2 separate regions of the Homo sapiens genome follow, and region 1 is linked to region 2. The links are chromatin loops, found by intact Hi-C in ENCODE. Cell type or tissue: A673. All regions are shown on one strand. Each heading gives the region's core, and the rest is flanking DNA. Links, peaks and the distances in the headings are about the cores only.

Region 1 (11,913 bases), core at 4,317-9,316, 1.8 Mb after region 2:
ACGTCGTCAGGCTATCTGAGTAAAGTGCAGTGCTAAAACAAACGTTGACTCAACCCTCAATTTCCTTAGTAGAATTACACATAAACTACATTAAAATAATAAATCAAGCAAAAGACCACAAACATCTAAAAAGGCTACTTTGTATAAAAGTTGAAATGACTTATTTAGAGGGATCCTTGCCTTTTATAGTAGAGACCCTTAGTGTAAAAATAAACTTTAAATTTGGAAGGCAAAGGAATTGGTGATTTATGGGAGATTTGACAGTAGTAATTATTTTTTAAAGTAAACATAATAGTTTACCTTGAAAATATTCAGTCACCAAAGCCATAGTATTATTCTGTTTCTAGAACTTGAGACTCTCCCTTTCTTAGTAATCAAGAAGATAAGAAGTTTTCAGAGAAGGAGAAATGTGAGTTTCTCTGTGAGTTTTCTGTGAGTTTTATTGTGTGCTCTTATGCACTGGTGAAATGTTTTCCTATTTAAGGTGATGTATTAAGTAGAGTGACATGTGGCTGCACCATTCGTACACCTCCTTGTTAATGACATACACTTCCATATACTGAATAATAAGTGAGCAATTTAAATTAAGTGTGGGTGTTAGCATTGCAGAATTTTCCACATTTTGCTCTTGGCTCTTGCAGTTAGACTTTTAACCATTGAAAAACTGAAGCTGTAGACATTTAAATTATGCCATTCCTGATTTCTTCACAATGCCAACATACAGCCAGCTTTTGCCATAAAACAAATATACAATTCAGTTTTGAGAGGAATTTCAGGATGGCGGTACCAAATCTAGGATAGGGGATTATACCCATTATTGCAAGTAAATCCCATTAATTTGATTAAATTAGGAACAAACAAAATACAAAACCCAAAACCCCTTGGCTTATGTGCAGTCTGTGTGCTACATCATTTTGTTCTTATTGATATGCTTCTTGATGCTTTCATGTGGGATTTTCTCATAAAATCTCAAACTCCTAGAGGTTGGAGACCATGTTTTATATTTCTCAACACTCCTCCTTAGTGCCAGGTACAGTGCCGTGAATGTAGTTGCTTTAATGAATAATTGTTTTCTAGGTAATTATGGCATTATGCTTAAGATAACTCATGCATGAGGTGAGTTATTAAGCCAGTGAAGTCATATATGCCTTTAGTTTACTTTTAACTCTTTCTCTGTCCATTTAAATTTGTTTGCTGATAATGTTCTTTAAGAATACCTACAAGTGCTCAGGTATTTCTGCCTTGTGCATTGTAAAAAAATAACTACTCTATCATTTTTCTGGGAAGAAACTCAAATTGAATTATGAGGTGACTCTGGAACTTGGAGATAAAGAAATTGCAAGCTTCAAATTGTCACGACTACGGACTCTCTGAGCTTTAGTAGGTGTTGGAGAAATTTATCAGCATTGAGAACTTTTACACATTTTTACATCTTATTGAGTATTTTGAACAGTTAGTACATGATACTAACCAGAAACTGTTGTTAAGTGATAAAGTAGAAGCCTTCTGAAATAAAGCCGTGATGCTGTAGAGAATCTTAGATTAGCTAATCTTAGTAGTAGTAGTGTCAAGAAAACCTGGAAAGGAGCACATGGTCACAATGAGCACATATACCCACACTGTACCTGTTAGGGAAGTATAAAGATAGCTTAAGCAATGTATCACAAACAGGCAACTTCTAGACATGTCTTACTTGACATGTGCAATACTTACTAATATTTGCAATTGTTATTGACACTTAAGCGATGGGAAATTTTACTTAAAAATTAGAAGGTCTAGCAATTTTGGTTTTGCATCTTAGGATGACTACAACTGGCAGGATTGGCTGGCCCTTTTTGTTGAGGTAGATACCTTTACAGAATGGTTATATAGAATTCTAGTCCCCACAGTACCCACTGATCTTCTTTACTCATTTATATAATCTGTCTATGACCTTTAGCTGCTGGCTTTGTAGATCATGTCTCAAGCTCACAAAGATCCCTGTCCTTAGAAATTTCCAGAACTAACCTATGGGACAGATCGAACTACATTCAGAGCTAGAATAAGATAGCTAAAATCCCTGCTGTTCAGTGTGGTAGCCACTAGATGGGCTACTTAAATTCATTAAAATTAAATAAAAATTTAATTCTGGAGTTACATTAGCTGCATATCTAGTTGCATGTCACATGCACATGGAGAACATTTTCATAATTGCAAAAAGTTGTAGTGAACAAACTTGTATAGTTAGTAAAATCTTTACAAGTGACAATTACAAAAGAAAAGTCCTAAAATGATAGACTTCAAATGGGAAATTCTAAAGCACAAACAAACAACTGGCACTCACTGGCTGAAGCACAGAAAGGATGAAGTATTTAAACAGATCATTTAAATCTTCTTAAATCAATTTAGGAGCACGGCCCAAACGAATTGCATTCCAAAGAAATGGAAGTATTTATACATGGAAGAGGAAAAACTACCACTGACAACAGTTGAGATGAGTTTCCAGAAGCAAAAACTAAAACAAAAAAGAAAAATTCAGCTGGGTGCAGTGGCTCATGCCTGTAATCCCAGCACTTTGGGAGGCCAAGGCAGGGCTTGAGGACAGCCTGGCCAACATGGTGAAACCCTGTCTCTACTAAAAATACAAAAAGTAGTTGGGAGTGGTGGTGCACCCCTGTAATCCCAGCTACTCGGGAGGCTGAGGCAGGAGAATCGCTTGAACCTGCGAGGCAGAGGTTGCAGTGAGCTGAGATTGTGCTGCTGCACTCCAGCCTGGGAGACAGAGGAGACTCCATGTCAAAAAAAAATTATTATTTTAGATTCAGAGGGTGCAGGTGCACGTTTGTTGCCTGGGTAAAATAAAAGGTGAAATTATAAGAATAAAGTAAAATAAATAATGTGCAAAAACAAAAGAAAAATTATAATAACTAGAGATGAGGACACTTACTAATCTCTGGGTAGGCATTATTATATGATGGCTCCAAAAACCAATAGCTTAGGAACACTTCAGAAAACAATTGCATAATGGGCCAGTTTATGAGAAAGCAAATAATGGCAAAATATCTATTAATTAGACCACTGTATCAAAAAATGTGATGAAGACCTTCAGGGTATGTTATTATCTGTTATCTTCCCTGTTGGAGATTTGCCTCAGTGATCTTCAAAGGCTCTTTTCTTTCTCCCTCTCTCTCTTTTTTTCTTTGAGATGGAGTCTTGCTCTGTCGCCAGGCTGGAGTGCAGTGGCGCGATCTTGGCTCACTGCAACCTTCGCCTCCTAGGCTCAAGTGATTCTCCTGCCTCAGCCTCCCGAGTAGCTGGGACTACAGGCGCGTGCCACCATACCCAGCTAATGTTTGTATTTTTAGTAGAGTCAAGGTTTCGCCATGTTGGCCAGGATGGTCTTCATCTCTTGACCTCATGATCCGCCTGCCTTGGCCTCCCCAAGTGCTGGGATTACAAGCTTGAGCCACCACGCCTGGTCATTCAAGGCCTCTTAAAGCTAAAAAATTGACATTTAGACTTTTACTGCTGAAGAGGAATAGCCTTGAATGCAACATTTAGAACAATTAGGTGGATGTATAGCTAAGTAAATAACTTTACTTAAAATATATTCACTAAATAGATGGGAAGTTACAGCATTCTATAAAATCAGATTATATGTTGAGCTATGTCATGTTCTATATTTTTCTCAATGACTTGAATGAATGAATTCATAGAAGGCAAGCTTATCAAATTATCAGGTGACACAAAGCTGGGAGAAAAAGTTAATATATGCACTGTCGAAGTTAAAATTTGAACAGATTTGATGTAAAAAAAACTAACAAGATATGAGTTAAGAGGATTTTTTTAATTTTAAAGATGATGCTTAATGGAGAATTTTCTTTAAAAAAAAAAAAGAACAAGAACTTGTATTCCTTGAAAAGTTGTGAATTGCAGACTCAAGATTCAAACTAACTTGACAGCCTAGAATTCTGGGTAGAATTGAACAAGATGATTAACAGTAATCCGTGCTATTCAGCCTGAAATAAAACCAGCTTTGATAGTACATCTCCTCCTTGAAATGTGTTCTTCACTTGCCTTCAGGAAATAGCACTCTCCTGATTTTCCTCCTGCTCTACAGACCATTTCTCAACCTCTGTTACTAGTTAGTTCACCCTCATCTCCTGTACCTCTGAAAATTGGAGAGCCTCAGTTTCTGTACCTCCGTTTTCATCTCCACTCCTTCCTTTTGTGAGTGAGTTCTGATTCATAGCATTGGTTCCTTTATGTATGGGAACTTCTCCATTTTTAAGTCTCAAGCCTACACCTGTCTCTGAACTCTGGGTTAATATATTCAGCAGCCTACTGGGATATGAATTCTCCACTTGAATTTCCACTAGATTTCTCATACTTAACCTGACTGAATTCCTAAATTTCTCTTCAAAACTTAACTAACTTTAGTTTTCTCACCTTAGTTAATGGTACTTCCATTCTTCCTGCAGTTCAGGACAAAAAAAATTGGAGTCATCCTTGATTCCTCACGTTTTCTAACACCTCAAATCTAATTAGTCAGAAAATTACCTGAAGATTTCTGATTCCTAGGTTTTCAACATCCCCAATACTGGCACTCTGATCAGCTCTACCCTCATCTCTCACCTGGATATTGCAGTAGCCTCGCAACTGTTTTCCTGTGTCCACCCTTGCAGCATTCAATGTACTTTGAATGCTATAGTTCAATAATCTATCTTACATTTAAATAGATATTACTTCTCAGCCCACAATCTTCTAATGGTGTACCTTCTCACTCAGGATGTACTCCTATCGTCTCTTTACAATATTCTTCAAGTCGCTACTACTGCATTCCATTTCTGACCTAATGTAATTTCTGCTGCCACAGTGACCCCTTCTATTCCAGGCCTGTTCCAGACCTGATCTTGCCTCAGCCATCTGCATGTTGCCTATAATGCTTTTCTCTGAGATCTCTTTGTGGCTCACTCCTTTATATCCTTCAATTTTTTATTCGGATATGACTCTCTAAGTGAAACGGTCTCAATTCCTTTATTTAAAATTTCTATTCCACCTAATGAAAACTTGCTTCCATACTTAACTTTTCTCCATGACATATATTACCCTCTGAACTAAAATATAATTTATATATTTTATTATCTTTATTTCCCCTGACATAAATTCCATAATGACAAGGACTTCTTCCTGTTTTGTTCACTGTTCTGTCCCTCACTCTGAGAATAGTGTTGGCATATAGTAGGTGTGCAGTAATTATTTCTGAATAAAAGCATCGTTATGGGAACAAATTAAAGGATGAGTAAATAAAGGTACTGTGAAACGGATGTAGAGTATAACATAACCAGGTAAAATGTTCATAATTGTGAGGCCTCTAAAAAAGAAAAACATCCAAGTTTATAGGAATGGGGTCCAGAAAAAGAAATATAAAAACCCTCTGTTTCCTGCACCAGCACAAACTTTTCATTTTGCATTCACGCCTTTGAAGAGGACACTTGAAAAACATCTGTGTATCAAGAAGATTCTGAAGAGAATGTTTAAAAGTTTTCAAAAATAATTTAGAGATCATAGATATAATAGAGTAGGAAATTGGAAAAGTTGAATTAAATTAATATACTTCACATGTTTGAGGTGTTAAAAATGAATTAATCTTATAATGAGTAGATTCAGAAAGAATAGTAACAATAGGTGAAAAATGCTGATGCAGGTTCAACATTTGAAAAGTTGTCTTCAATATTCTATACAATTAATATTTTTAACTGTATGGTCTATAATAGTAGGAAGCTTCCTTTTCCAGGGAGAGCTGAAGTAGAAGGCAGATGGTTAACTGTGTAGAAAATTATCAAATGAGATGTGCATTGGATGGGAGGTGAGGCTTGTACATCCCACTTGAAGTCTTACGTTGCATATTTGTTTTCTATTAATAGGCATATATCTATGTACAAATAAGGCTAAATGAACAGCCATATGTCTAAGTATATATATCTATATATGAGATTAGATTTATGTGTATCTACATATATATGCATGTATATGCCAGTTTTATTGATATGGACATTAAATGGACCCTGGAGACCACCTCATTGCATACAAAACTCATCTTGTAATATCAACCTTTGCCTAAGCTCAGAGTTCAGCTACTACAACCTGTTCTCTTGCCTTATTTTCTCTTTTGTAGGGAAATAAAATTTCATCCACAAAAGTCTTTGGATAATAAGCATAACTTTGGGCTTTTAAGATCAAATCTAGGTATGCTGTTAAATATTTTTACCAGACATTACTTACTGCTAAACCTAAGTTTTAAATTTTCTCGAGTATAAATCATTTTCTACAGAATATACAATTATAATTACAGTTCTATTTTACAGGACATATTTCTATTGTATAAGTTCTTAAACTTTTCCAAATTCGTGCAATTTTCTGGAAATGACAAAGCATCAAGTGTGAAGTTTACTTGTTGAAACATGGGGTTATCTTTTGTTTACTGAACTAGGTCAAAGGGAAAGTGATAACAAAAAGTCAATGAGCTGGCAAGGTGAGTAAAATTCTCTATTGTCTCAGAGAGCAGATGTTACATTTATTTTCTCCGCAAAACATGTAAGAATGTTAGGTGAGAATTTTCAGTTGTACTTTAGAAAAGATTCCCTTATGATTGAACTGCTTGCAAAAGTTGATGACATGGTTGTCAAAGAATCACCTAGTTTATTGGGTTTAAACATTCAAGTGGGTCAATGTTTACAAGAATAACAATTTTAAAATGACTTCATACCAGTGCTTCTTAAATGTTAAAACGCATGAGAATTACCTGAGGAGCAACATAAAAATGAAGATTACTGGGGCTGACCTGTAGATATTCTGATTTTGTAGGTCAGAGTAAGGCACAGAGGTATGCTTATTTAATGAGCGTGAACCTCTAATGTCTCTCTACTACTACAGTATAGGTCGTCCATGGATCACGCTTTGCCTAACACTTATAAACCTTCATGTAGATCCATATTTTTAAATCAAAGGTATCTTTTGTATGCCTGATTCATACTATATAGTTATAGAAAGAGTATTAGTCCTTTGGTGTTAAGGCTGAGACTTTTATTTTATTTATTTTTTTCCTACAGAATGTGTTTATTCTAACAAATCATTTCTTGTCTTCCAAAATGTATACGGAAAAAAATAGCAAAACAATCTTTCCTAGCGGTGGTCGGCTCACTTTACAGATAACATTTTTGGGGAGATAGCACCCTCATGTGGTAATATGATGCTACAAATATTCTGCTGTTATATTGTATGTGTTGAGCAACCACAAGCTAATAGTTGCTGGTAACTTGTACCACCAACCCGTTGCATCATATTTCTAAAGAGCTTTTAGAGCAACTTTATTAAACCTAAAGAAGACATTCATGTGCAAAAATTAATACATTCCCACTGTATATTTTCATATTCCAATAACTGTGGCTTCCTTTATTGAGTCAAGAAACCTATATCAATGTTTCTGTTAAGTTATAATAAATGACTACACCAAATTAAGCTTCTGGGGACACAGAGCTCATCAGCACACAAACACAGCATTCTATTATTAGTCTAGTGGTTTTCCTGGACCGTGGGAATAATTTCATTATGCTCCAAAGTCATAAATATCAAGAATATTCTGAGATTTAGGGAAATTTTGAATAAACACTAAGTGATTCAGAACAACAATAAAAATAATTTTTCCCATAAATGAAACTGCCCTGAACTTGAGCATGAAGTCCTATGAATGAAAAACATTTCTGTAGAAGGCAGATATCCTGCTCACTTTACTGCTGTTTGGGGAATACCAGACCTTCTAAAAAACAGAAGCAATAACTCCAGCTGAAAGAATAACAGTAACCCTACTAGACAAAAGAATGTTGGAGTTAAATATGCACTCTTGATTAAAATGTACAATAATGTAAGGGAATAATTGTGAATGCTTACAGTGAAATTGATAAATCATTTAAAATAAAATGCTATTTCAGTGTCATAATTGGCCATGACTGTTATATAAGGAGGGGAGTTCACTTAACATATACCTCCCTTCTCCCAGTGTATACAGAAGTTAATCTGATTACACAGTGACTTCTCAAAAATTGTATCCTTCTTGGAAAAGTGTTACTTTGCTGTGGTTTTAAAAGCATTTGCGTTTGTTTTTTTCTATTGGATATTTTCTTTCTTTGACAAATGTCACTTACCCCATAGTTAAAGGTTTTTTTTAATAGTTATAATATAGATTTGCTTTTTATTAATACCATTTCAATATAAGCAAGAGGCATGTGCTCATTATAAATAATATAGTAACAATTAAAGAGAGAAAAGTATGTCACCTGTTAGAACCTCTCCTTCCCACACGTCCTTGGGATAATGGACAAGTGTGTGTGTTTGGTGTGTTTGAATTCAGTATTTTCATTCATGCGAAGAATATCTTTACAAATAATTACAATGTATATAGAGAAAATATATATGAATATATATACACGTTTATACTTGTAATCATATTGTATATATATATTTATATCTTTTGACATTGTACCAGGAAAATTTTTCTGTTAATCAAATGTTCAAAACTCTAGTATATGAATATATATAACAGTTGCTGGTATCTTGTACCACCGACCCGTTGGATCAAATTTCTAAAAAGCTTATATATACTCTAAAGAGTATATATATACTCATGTATATATGTACTCATGTAAATGTATAATACAAATGAAACTCATAATAATATATACACCCTATTAATAGTATATATATATATGCTCATGTAAGGATCAACATTTCTTTGGCCATGTTTTTAAAAATTTGGAGGTGCTTTCAGTGTTTTAATAGTAATAAATAGCTTAATAGTATTTATCACATGAATTATAATATTGATTATCATTATATCATGATTATCATCATAATCAGTGCTATAAATAACAAATCAAGAAAATAAGAAAGCCTAAGAAAACTATAATAATGAAGATAGTCATACAGAAGATTCATGAAGAATTTGAATAAGATAAAAGTTTATTGAGGATTTGAATCCAACAATACAAATGATTGATATCACCATGTATGAGAAAAAAACATTGATAATGACTAAGAACAAGAAAATCTACAGTTGATGGTATAAACTGAGAATTCTTTAGCTACACAGCATGTAGTTGACCTAAGGCAAGGCAATGACATTTTCAAATATATGAGGCTCAGGAGTTATACAGTCCGGACATTCTTCTAAAATTTTTACTTGACATAACTCAGCCAAAAGCAAAAATAAATAAATAAATAAAATTATTGAATTAATCAGTTTAATATGTGAGTTTATTTTATTTATTTATTATCTTTCCATTCAGCTTGCATTTTCCTGATGGCCTAAAATTAGCATTCACAGAATTCTAAAATTAACTTATAATTTAATTTAAATAATTTTCTAAAAGTTTATTTTGTAAATATCAGAACACATAATAGAAAATGAAAGTTATATGACATAATGTACTAGAAGGAACACTAAATTTTAGCAACCAGAAGGCTCTAGCCTTAGTTTATAAGAAACTTAATTTATTCAAGTCTATAAATATTCCTAAATGCTGGTCTTTTAGACATGAACTGGTTTTTAAGATAACCTCTATTTTGCTGATTTTGCTGCTCTTTAAAATAGTTTCTTGATTACTTATTCATAACATGAGTTAATGTTATTAATCATATGTATCACTGAAGGATAATACTTCAAAGATGAATAAAGTAACACTTTTTAATATAGGCATTAGCATCTGCCTAGCTTATTACCTTTCTAATGAGAATGAGAACCAGTATATTACAAACAACAATATTATCAGTGTAGCCCAAGACTATCTGTGGACCTGTAGGAAGCCGGGATCCAGCCCCCTTATTCACCTTTCCATTGCCAATATCCCACCCAAATGCTTACTCCACTTGCTGTTTCGTAAACTATTGTGGAATTAATTAATCAATTGATTAGCTAGTTAGTTAAAAAGGAAACTTAAAAAACTTTTCTAATAGTGGAAAGGTCTTAGGATTTGCTAAAGGAAAGAAGATTTGTTGAGAAAAGCCAATTCTACTCATTAAAATTAATTATGTTAATATTATGAAACATTAACTTAGATATAAGCATATTTGAAAAATTAAAAATAATCAGATATAGCTACAATGTGGGTCTGTAGTTAGCAACTCAACTTTTTTCACAAAAAAAACAACAGTCTGGCTAGCTGTTCATCAATTTCCCTTTCTTCTCACATAAACAGGCTATAATATTCTATACCACACAGCACAATAGTTCATATTAGTATGGCTCTATATTTGCATTTGAATTTATTTATAAATTTCAAAGTTTTGAGTCATTGTGCATGCAGCTACTGAAAGAACAGCATTTAAACTATGATCTTAATCAATGGTATTTCTATGGCTCATGCTTTTACTTTCCATTTGGGATTTATATACACTGTAAGCAAGTAGAGGACAGTCACAGCATTTGCGAAACTTCTTCTTTAGCATCCTATAACATGCATATTATGTTTTTGTTCAATTTCTTTTTCCCTAGCTTTGAGCACTGAATCTAAGAGTCAGACTGTTTACTGTATTCATGAAAATTTGGAGAAAAGTAATGGGTTTTGTAAGTTATAGCAATTCTATTATATTTGGTTTTTAAAATCTGAATCTAAGTCTTCCTTTATATTACTGATAACTAAAGAAAGGGGACCCTTAATTGAATTTGTGCACAATATCTGTTTTCTACTTTCTCTGATTCACTAGCTTTTTGACTTGGACAACACTTTCCGCTCCCCGCCCACCCCCCCACAGTTTCATGACCTGTGAAAGAAGAGAATTAAATATATACCCTCAAATGTCTGTTTTGTCTCTAAAATACAAATCTGAAAAAAAGTTAAATTAAAACATAAGAAAATGCCATTTTCTAGGTCAAATTGTTGAGTATTGACATTTTATTTGATTTGATCTGGTAATTGAATATTTTGTAGGCCTAAAAATATTTGTCTTTGTTTCATGAGGTGGCATTGCTAGTAGACACCTTTGAGATTATGCCCTCTTTTTCTTTCTTTGTTAGCCTGGAATTCTGAGCTCTATTACAGCGGGGACTCTGTTTATTTATGTTTTATGCCCCAGTGCCTGGAACAGTGCCTGACAAATACTAGACTCAGAGTAAATGTTTGCTGAAGGAATAGTGTTGTGACTTAAAATGATCAAATTTTACAGAATTGTAATTATTAATAATGATGATAATCAGACATGTTAAAATACTAGAGTAGATAATACCAAAGGTGAAATTTTTGACAGCTCTGTTAATGGGAAGGTGACAAGTTAATGTTAGCTAAAATAATCAAAGGTGTGGCACGTCAGACAAAGATGTAAAAGCTGTGTCAGCTTAGTTCAGGGCTTACACGTGGTTTTATGAATATTTATTTTACAATTATATGGATTTTTATGATTACAAATATTTTTTCATATTAGAAAATATAAACATATAGACATGGTTAAAGGAAAAAATTACAGTATTATTACCCAGAGAAAATTATAAAATCAGACCCATATATATAGCTGCTCGTGCCATGGTAATTTTCCCATGTGATTAAATATTCTTTGAAACATTTTTTCATATTTTACTTGGACATTTTCACACATAAATAAAAGTAGAGAAATAATTCAATAAACCCACATATACTCATCTTCCAGATTCAGCATGTATAAAGGTTTGCTTTGCTGCATCTATCTTTTTTACCTTTTTGTTTTCATATTTTAAAAGTAAACCTAAAATTCAGTCATTGAATCTCTATATACTTTAGTATGTGTTTCTAAAAGTAATATGGCCATTTTACATAGCCACGATGCCAACAAAATTTTTAAATAAATATTTAAGGTCACCTAATACTCACTACATGATTAAATTGCTCCAGTGATCTCAAAAACATC
Region 2 (5,000 bases), core at 1-5,000:
GATGAACTGGACAAAATCAAGTATGGGAAATGCAATGTGCAGTTGTTACCCCCATTGTCCATTTAAAACAAAAATAAAGCCTTCCCTGTCAGAGACCCTAGATCACCAATTTCACTACAGCCTGGAAGAATGAATAATTACACACCAAACATGCCCCTTTTTTTCCCTCACTTTGTTACCCTACTTATTTTACAATGACTAGGAAGGGTCACAAATTATAATAACATGCACACATAGCTCAGCCCAAGGATGTTTGTTCATAAGAAGAATCAAAATGGAAAAGAGAATACCACTATCATCTGTTGGCAGATCTGAAATTGTGTAGTCTGGGAGGAGCAGTTAATACAACTCACCTTTCTTTATGTGCTAATGCAGGAACTAGCAACATTTAGTGCTGTTCATCAGATTGAGCAGTGGCTGAGCAGCATTAGATAGCAGGTATAATTTGGAGGAGGGAGTGATCAAATTGTCTTGTAGCTATTGGTGGAAAGGAGCAAGGTCCAAGACCTAGGAGAGGAGGGATGAACCCAAGGCAATGGTGTAGCAAATGCTTAATCAGCATTTCGACACAAGTCCATTTTAGCATTTTGCCAGTTTCTGTGGTGTAAAACTTTTACCCTGGCCAACCTTATGTCACAGGACTTAGAATTAGGAAGAGATGAGTACAATCGCCTCTCCGGATCCACTACAAGTTGGCTCAATTACATGCTTAAAAATAATGTTTAGACAGCAGCAAAGGGCAATGCTATCCAGACTCAAATGCAGAATGCTTTTAAAAAATAATATTTAAAAATTTTAAATAATGTTTATGGGTTTTTCAATCTGCCTATTCCTCCTAATCTTCTCCATACACATTTTTTAAAACAACTATTCTGTAGTAAAGAGCCAAAACTTTTTATAACTGAGGAAAGAAACTTTTTATAACTGAGACTGCAAACTAGTAATCTGTGGACCAAATGTGGCTGAAATGGTATTTTGTTTAGCCATATGGCACTTTAATATTTTTTAAAACAGTTGTCAACCCATAAAAATGAGAAAATTTACTTCTAGACTTCTAGTTTTATATGAAAAATGGAAAGATCTTGCAACATGAACACAATTTCCCAGATGTCTAAGATCTGCTGGAGCATGGAAGGAATGCCTTCTGGAGAGAGCACATGACTCCCAGGTTGCCCTGATCCTTATTACTCTCAACTACCTGATTTCCACCAGGACCAAATGTCCCGAGGCAGAGCCTAGAGAGATGATGGCCAAACTCATTTTCTCTTTTTCCTGGGCAGGCACATTCTATGTTCTATTTCCTATTCTACTTGAGTTAAGAAGGCCATATGATTAGGTCAGGTCAGTGGAAAGTCAACAGAATGAGCTTCCAGGTCTGGCTCATAAAACCTATGCTGGCAGTATTCTTAGCACGCTCTTTTCTTTTACCTTCAAGGCAAAATGCAAAGGATATAATGGAGCACTCTGAGGTCCTAAGAGAGGTGGTCACTAGATACAGAAAGAATCTGTGCCCTGGTGTGGAGCAACCCTTCCTCAACCAGCACCAGACTCAAGTGGGTAATGGCTTATACTGTGCTGAGCCTCTAGATTGGTAGCCTACCCTAACCCATGGATCTTCACTGGCATTTCTCATCCATTCCAACTGCTGTCATACCTGGCCCACTTTACTTACTGATATAATTTGCCTGGCCCTAGAAAACATTTGAGTTTATAATCCCCAATCTAGATCTTTCCTATAATTTTATCAGGAAATTTAATGTCTCAGGGCTTCAATTCACCCATCTGCGAAATGATGGTTTGGTTGGATTACAAAATCTCTAAAACCTATACTAATCCCATCATTCAATTGTCATTGGATGGTTTGTTGGGATTCAGATAACCTTGTAACATAAGGTCAAATAAAAGAAATTATTTTTCATGCTAAATAGCCTTAGACAATTCACATTTTTAACAGATTACCAAAATTATATTTTAAGTATTTACATCAGTCAATATGTGAACTGGAGCATAACGATTAAACTTCTCACACTCAATGCTATTATATGCACAGTTCAATAAAAATGGGATATGAGAGGTCTATATACTCTTGATCTTGACCCCACTGTCTTTTTGGTTCAATGGACAGAACAAAGTTTGCATTACTACATATATAAGCAACAGTAATGGCCATGGCCATTCACAGAGTCAAGTGCAGAAAGCTGTGGTTTGAACTTCAATATTTTGCTGCTCATATTTTAAACGAACGTTATGTGGCAAAACAAAATTACTTATCTCAGGAAGAAAGACATAGTTAATGTGGTAGGTTTCTTTTTCTTAAATGACTTTGAATCTTTTCTAATATTTGTCTTTTTTTTCTAGGCTAGTAATTTAGTATTGCTATGTGAGTTGTTTGACAATACTCAAGAGACTTTACCAAAAAGTGTAACACAATTTATTTTCAAAGAAACGTAGTATAATGGAAAAATAAATTAACTTACAGTCCCAGACATTTTGTCCAGTTCACTCATGGCCTCATGAATAGCAGCTTCTAAATGGTTATTTAGCTTTCCACTTCTGGAATTAATGAAAACAACACACCAGATTAAAAAATTAAAGAAACAAAACTCAATTTAATTTCCTAATCAGAAAACAAAAGTACCAATTCCACGAGAGAAAGCCAATTTATACTCGCGTTTGGAAAATTCAGATGACAAAACATCACTCTGGGATTCTTATCACTGAATACTAATGATTAAAGTCACAGAACTACTAAAAAAAGTTGAACAGATTGTGGGGCGGGGAGATGGACTTTTTCCTCTTCCACATGCTTCTTCCACAATCTGGTGATTTGGGAAGAAAGTTGGGCCACGGGTTCCCTCTCCCAGAGACGCCCCTCATGCTCCCTGGCTCCAGCCGGCCCTGTGTTGCTTCTTGTTTCTTTCTCAGTCAGCCTGACTGTGTGATCAGAGGAAGGGCGGAGGGGCTGAACTGCAGGCTCTGGCCACTAGGGAGCTCCCTCTGTCCTCTCTGGAGCGTCCTGGCTCTGGAGTTGAGCAAGTGAAGGCTGAAATGCCGGTGCGTGTTCCGGGGTGGGAAACAGCTTAACTCTGACGCACCTGAGGCTCCGGAGCCTGCCCCCCAGGGCCAAAAGCCAAAATGAGGTAACTATTTGAACAGATAAAGAATGACGGCCTCAGGGTGCCTATCACTTCTCTGACCTTTTCTCTCCACTTAGCATTCCATTACACATGTTTGGCCCGAATAACACACACGGTGCATCTGCCATTTTTGAAGCTTAGATCTATGAAGCTGTTGAACTAAAATCAGGTAAATCCATGCTACCCACCTCTGTGGTTATGTACACTTTGCCCATCCTGACTGTTAACTTGTTTTTCCTCCTTTATGCAATAAATAATTACTCATTTTTTCCAAGTGCTAAGGTGATTCTTTTCATTTACCCTGTCATGACAATTACTAGAAAAGCTGCTGGAGGTAACGTTTTCATAACAGGTGGTTAGCATGGGTTTCCATGAGTTAAGTCCTATCTTAGCATCTACCATGGAGACTGGAAATTTGCAGTCGTGGGAGAGTTTGGCTTACTGTTGTATTTAGTTTGGTTAGCATAGTGTTTTGAAACATTTTTGAACTTTAGTTCAGTTTACCATAGCTTTCCCTAGGTTTTTTCCTCACACACCAGGACTGGACAATGCATACATTGAGTTTCTGTCTACACTTTGAGAACTCCGAGTTTTCCACCCCTGAGTTCTATAGTGCTAGACATACCATAGATGCTCTATGTATTTGCTAAATAAAAATATTTGTCAAAGGTGGCCCAGATGGTCCTATGTTTCAAAAAATATATACGTACTTAGGTCAGTTTAACTGAAGGGAAAAATTAGTGTATTGGTTTTAACCAAATTATAAGGGGAATATGGCATCAACCCCTACCTTTTGCTGCCCTGTAAGCTAGTCTTTAGCTTTTATATTTTTGTCATTTATTTTTAGAAATTTTAAAATGCAGAGGAGTACATAGGATAAAATAAACCTAATATATTCCCCCGCTGGAAGGAAATGTTAATAAATTCCTTTAAGTCTTTTATATTAAAAAAATAAAGCTGGAGTTCCCTGTTACCTATCCTGGTCCCATTTTCCCTCACCTTCCCCCCTCAACTTTTAGTCTGCTTTTATACTTTAATCTAGTATTGTTTTATGTGTGTTTTTTTTTAAACACACACACAAAAGGTGTCATGATATACATACTTCTCTTTTTTCTCCTTATAACTGTTTTAAATACCATCTAGTTTGTATAATCTATTCATTCCTTCTAACTGGTATATAAGAAGTTTTTTTATTATGTATGTACTGTCTTCCTTTTACCTACCCATTCCAGTTTCAAGGGGCCCTGGTCATCTCATGGAGTCAGTCTCAGTTGTTTTCCTAATGAGGTGTCTGCCAAGCAAGCTCCTGGGAGCACTCTGCAAGGCCACCTAGGGTTTGCTGAGGCTGGGCTGGGGCCCCTTTTGCAGGCTGCTTGGCAAGGGTTCTGACAGTATTATCATTGCCACGTTGCCTGACAATATCGCACTGTGTGTAATGTGTTAAATAAATTTATCCTCACTATTTCTTTTGTATGAACATAAGTTTGACGTATTAACAAGTTTTATAAGACATTTATTTATTATAAATTTTGATTAAAATATCTTAGGAGTTTAAAATTGACTATATAAAGTTCCAAATATTTAAAATGAAGTTACAATGTTTTAATGAAAAACCTCCAGAGAACCTTGGTTCTCTCACATTTAATCTTAGTAAAAGAAATACCTGTTATTTATTAAAAAATGTCTATGTGCCAAGAATTTTTTTTTTTTTTTTTTGAGACGGAGTCTTGCTCTGTCGCCCAGGCTGGAGTGCAGTGGCGCAGTCTCGGCTCACTGCAAGCTCCGCCTCCCGGGTTCACGCCATTCTCCTGTCTCAGCCCCCTCGAGTAGCTGGGACTACAGGCACCCGCCACCGCGCCCGGC

What was found. Hi-C counts contacts between places; a loop is a spot of excess contacts. Peaks named below come from ENCODE experiments on the same cell type or tissue, not always from the same donor. Only the 100,000 strongest peaks of a DNase experiment are listed, where the experiment ranks them.
Region 1: a loop joins it to region 2, with 8 times the contacts of the local background. A loop is called at or near these places in 2 of 110 quality-filtered maps.

What each region holds. Positions count from the first base shown.
Region 1 is chr2:146,729,564-146,741,476 of GRCh38, reverse strand. No RefSeq gene overlaps it. Among named protein-coding and RNA genes, the nearest start is that of LINC01911, 100 kb to the left of the region's middle. In A673, for the core only: a CTCF peak has its summit at 7,222 (motif pointing left); a DNase peak (open chromatin) is centred at 7,216.
Region 2 is chr2:148,507,613-148,512,612 of GRCh38, reverse strand. It overlaps MBD5 (methyl-CpG binding domain protein 5), which reads right to left. Exons shown (of 14, transcript NM_001378120.1): 13 at 2,478-2,553. Among named protein-coding and RNA genes, the nearest start is that of EPC2, 130 kb to the left of the region's middle. In A673, for the core only: a CTCF peak has its summit at 2,977 (motif pointing right); a DNase peak (open chromatin) is centred at 2,992.